Regions from separate parts of the Mus musculus genome. Here region 2 is linked to region 1. A link is a loop called in an ENCODE intact Hi-C map of the cell type or tissue named here. Cell type or tissue: heart. All regions are shown on one strand.

The links. Hi-C counts contacts between places; a loop is a spot of excess contacts. Peaks named below come from ENCODE experiments on the same cell type or tissue, not always from the same donor. Only the 100,000 strongest peaks of a DNase experiment are listed, where the experiment ranks them.
Region 2: a loop joins it to region 1, with 2.8 times the contacts of the local background. A loop is called at or near these places in 3 of 42 quality-filtered maps.

What each region holds. Positions count from the first base shown.
Region 1 is chr9:93,073,497-93,075,996 of GRCm38, forward strand. No RefSeq gene overlaps it. Among named protein-coding and RNA genes, the nearest start is that of 1700034K08Rik, 69 kb to the left of the region's middle. In heart, no CTCF peak of the experiment used is centred here; no DNase peak of the experiment used is centred here.
Region 2 is chr9:94,612,615-94,615,114 of GRCm38, forward strand. No RefSeq gene overlaps it. Among named protein-coding and RNA genes, the nearest start is that of Gm39404, 29 kb to the left of the region's middle. In heart, a CTCF peak has its summit at 1,465; no DNase peak of the experiment used is centred here; H3K27ac peaks cover 489 bases.

The DNA.
Region 1 (2,500 bases):
ATCATCTATGGGGCAACTAGCTACGCACAGACAGCCAGGTCTCCAGTGGAGCTTAGGTGTTGAACTCTGGTGGGACCCAGTGGGTGGAATTTCCAACTACATGGGACTGAAGGCATTCGATCATGTCTCCTGGACCCCTGGCTCCTATTGAAGTTACTGCCCCCACAGCCCCTACAGGAGAGGTGCATGGCTATCAGTCACATAGAAACAGCACCAAGCCTTCCTACATGCAAATTAGATTTTCCTCAAACTCTCAATCCAAGCCAATGAAAGGTACCTGCTGTCGATCCCTGAGTCACCCCCAGAACTGTATATAAATCCATCCAGGGAACTAAAGGTACAGGAGGACTACTCCTTCGTCTGAGTCTTTTGTTCCAGGAGCTGTATGTAACACTTGGGAAGAGATCTTCTCTCCCGAAGAGCCACCTGAGGTCTCGACACACTCCTCACTGGATAGTAGGCTTCCTGTCGGCCCAGTCCGACCCAACTCAGCTCAGAGCGGCTTGGAGTTACTGACCTAGAAGGCAGGGCAGAGATTTCGCCTCCCAGCCTGCACTTACTTCCCTTCACTGGAACCCTTGTACCAGGCCTGGACAGAGATCTCCATGGAAAACCTCGGGTACCCAGGCCCACAATCATCATGGCCTGAAGCATGGCAGCATCCAGGCAGGCATGGCACTAGAGGAGCTGAGAATTCTATATCTTGTCCAGAAGGCAAACAGGAGACTGGCTCCCATGTGATTAGGAGGGTCTCCAAGCCCACCCTCATAGTGACACACTTTCTTCAACAAGGCCACATCTGCTCCAACAAGGTAATATCTCCTAATCTTGTCGTTCCCTGGTCCAAGCATATTCAAACCATCCCAGTTTGATACATCAATATTGTTTTTCTCTGCCTGCTGCTTCTTTCATAGCATCACCACATCATTAGTAAGAATATCTCAGTCCTCTAGTGAAGTTATAGGTGGGGTTGCACTCCTAAATGAAGATAATAATAATAATAATAATAATAATAATAATAAACAATAATAATACCTGCACTTACCTAAAGCATCATACTAAAACCATTTCCCTCAATTTGGACTCTTGTTCTTTCCTCATTTGAAAGACAAAAGTAGGAGTCAACTCAGAATTACATGCCCTGAACACTTGATTTGATTCTTATTTTTATCATATAGATCAGACCCCATTCAGAAATGGCATATGGTAGAATTTTCAGCTTTGTTCCTGCCTCAATCTAATCATTCTATTTCAACCATTTATTATCACCCTCTATTAGTACATATTTATTATATAGAATACCAGATATCTGTACATCTTTCACATAGGTATGTACACTATTTGTTTTTCTACCTCTATGAAATACACTGGTATCAAAATCCTTAAAAATATCTTCAAAAACACAACTAAATAATCCTACCAGCACGTGAACCATAAGGGCATAAAGGTAAATGTTCAAGCATAATAAGAAAAATATAAACTTCAGTAATCACATATACAAGAAATGATAACAGGTTAAAAATAACAATACAAATAGTTGAACATGTTCTATTCATTGAATAAATGCCTCCTATTTACTTATTTATTTATTTATTTATTTTGTGTTGGCAAAGGTGAAAAACATTCAGTGCATACTTGAAAACAAAACAATGTAACCCTTGCTGCTCTGTGTGGACTGGGGAGAAAGGAAAACCTAAGGTTATAGATAAAATATCTGTGTCTCTTGAGAAACCCACACTAGCTATGTCTTCTTATATTTCTCACTAACACTCTGATATCTGTGCTTCAATTTTTTTTAAAATCTTTTGAAAAACAAAACCTTTGGTTCATAAAAAATAAAATTGTAAGGACTAAGAGGGGATGCAACATGAGAGTTCTTTTGCAGAAAATAACAGCTAACAAAACAAGCTAAACTCAGCTAATCACTGTGTTGAGACATATAAAAGAATGAGACTTGGTTGCCAGCCAAGACATTGTGTTAGGGTAGTGATACCAAGCTATGATTAGTGTTAGGGCCCACATCACACATAAAATCAAGTGAATATAAGTTGGCAGTCTAGACTCCCAATTATATAGACTGTGGTTTTACTTAGAAATAAAGTTCTCTCACCGGTATGTGCTGCTGCTACACAATGTTAGCTGCATCTCTTTAAAAAGGAGAGAATTGAAAATAGAAACAGACATGTACAGAGAAAGTTGACCTGAAGGCACACGTAGAAAGTTCAATGTGGCTGCATTGGTAAAGTAACAAGTCAAAGCAAGGAGATTTTTGACAATCATCCCAAACTTGAAGAGGCACAAGATTTTGACCTATAGACTTCTCAGAGAGGTAGTGTGAAGTCTTTGGCTTGGAATTAAAGGTCTTTGGAAATGTAAGAAACATTATGTCAAGTCCCATTATCTTCATGACTATTATAAAAACCCTGGGGAAATAAAAGTAACACATTTTTTGAGATACTAATAAACTATAGAAAATATAAAATAAATATATTAACATTAA
Region 2 (2,500 bases), 1.5 Mb after region 1:
GCAGTACATTTTAGTTGATAGCATTCTAAGGGGATGACCTTATACTTACTACATAGCTAGAGATGACCTTGATCTTTGGTCTTTAGAGGTTGAGTAAACCAGTTGACAGCAAGAATAAAGAGGAAGGCAAACATGGTTTTAGCCCCGAGGTTCTGCCCACTGTGACCACCAGAATTATAGGTCATCCATCCCCCTTCAGGATCCCTCTCAGGAGCGTGAACACCCATCAATCACTACTCCTCTTTCTTCAAGCTCATAAACAAAAACCAGTGCAAAGGTTCTTGATGCCTAACCTTCACTTCAAACAAGGCAAGGCTTCTGTTGGATAGTACACCAAGGTTCCAACTCTGCCTGTTTAATGCTCACACACACACACACACACACACACACACACACTAAGCATTAGTTGGCTAGGTGGTGGTTTGAATAAGAATGGCCCTATATTTTATAGGCTATATTGCCTATATTTTATAGGCTCATATATTGGAATATGTGGTCCAAGGTTGGCGGGGCTGCTTGGGAAGGATTATGAGGTGTGACGTGGTTGGAGAAAGTATGTCACTGGGGACTTTGAGATATCAAAAGGACTCCCACCGGTACCAGAACGCATGATCTACCCCATCCTTGTTATTGTTGTCATTCAAGACAGTAGCTCTCAGTTGTTCCTTTGTTCCACTGCCATAGACTCTAATTCTCCGAAACCTTAAGCCAAATTAAATACTTTCTTTTTAAAGTTGCATTTGTCATGGTGTTGGATCACAGCAATAGAAAAGTAGCTGAAGCAGTTGGAAAACACATATTAAAGTCTATGAAAGAAGCTGGGCGTGGTGATACATTCCAGTAATCCCAGTATTTATGAAGGAGAATTGGGAGTTAGGGTCATCCTCACCTAAATGGCCATATTGAGCTACATTAGACCCTATCTCAAGATGAAATAAAATAAAATAAAATAGTATAACATAAAATAAAAAATATCCAGGCATATTGCTTCATGCCTATTGTCCTAGCACTTGTAGGTAGAGACAAGACAATCTACAGTTCAAGGTCAGCTTGATCTTTATAGTAAGACTCTGTCTCATAATAATAATGATAATGATAATAATAATAATAGTTAATGAAATACATACCCATCTGCCAGAATATCCAGTATCCCAGGTAAATAAAGGAAGTAAACAAAGGAAATTAAAGAATCGTGTTTAGAAGTCAAGACAGGTGTTAAACTCACTGTGTAAAGACGGAAAAGTGTGGATTCTAAGCATTTTACTAGATGAGTAGCACACACTGAACAAACATGCTTATCAGCTGGATCGTGAGTGTGATGTTGCACTCTATCTTTCCTGTGGCTTTCTAATTCTATAAGAGAAGAAGGTTGACGTCTTTTACTCAGGCATCCATTTACATGGCACTGAGGATAAGAGAGATGGAGAGAATGCAGATGTCAGGCATGCTTGGTACCATGTGCAGAGAGAGACCCCTGCTGGAACATTTTTATCTCTGTAGTTGAGAAAGTCTAAATCAACCCCCGGAGACTGTAGGATAAAAGAGATAGCCATGACTCTGCAGGTTTTAAGTCTGAACATTTTTTTTTGTCCCATGATAGAAAATATTTAACTTCACACACACACACACACACACACACACACACACACACACAAACACACACATCTTTAACAAGGCAGGACTTAGAGATTTCAGGTTTTGGTTTTTATTTCCTTTTTGATCTCCCCGCTTGAGAAACAAAACAGAAGGATCTGACTTTAACGTCCCAGCCCGAGCTACTATTTCTCTGGTGGGATGCCACAGCCCCTCCCCTCATTTCCTAAGCACTGTTGTCAAGCTTGGCTATTCTTCAGCACTGTGTGGGAGTATGCCCCTGGAGGTGGCTATGGACTCCATTGTGGACTAGTGTCACTTAGCCACATTTGCCATGGTGAGATCAGATGAATTCTAATGGTCTGTATCCTACAACTGACCTTACTAGGATCCTCTGAGGGATGCTGTTGGAATTTGGAGTTATACATTATGAGAGCTGAGTTTCCAGGCAGTCAGGCCCTGGAATAAAGAGCTCCTTACCAAAACACTGACCCGAGAGACCTTACTAGAGTTAGTGATAGATATAGAGTATGTTACCCAGCATGCAGTGGGAAGTGATGCTAGACCAGATCCTGCTCGGGCTCTCCAGCTTTGGTAAAGTGTTTGCCACGGATTCCTTAGGCAGAAGGCATGCACAGCATATTGGAATGTAATTTGACTTGCCTCTATCCCTGCACTTTCTGTTTCCCAAGTAAAATGCTATTTAAAAAAAAAAAAAAAGTCCTCTTTTCCCTTACCCAGAATGCTACATGTTCACATTCCTTCCTCCTTCACTTGGACCACACTTAAATCACTAGGTTCTACTAATGACTGGTTCTGGTTTTATATACTTGCGATTTCTTCATTTGCTTGCTTATATTTTATTGAAATATAACAAATCTACATGTATGAGAGATATATATGTGAT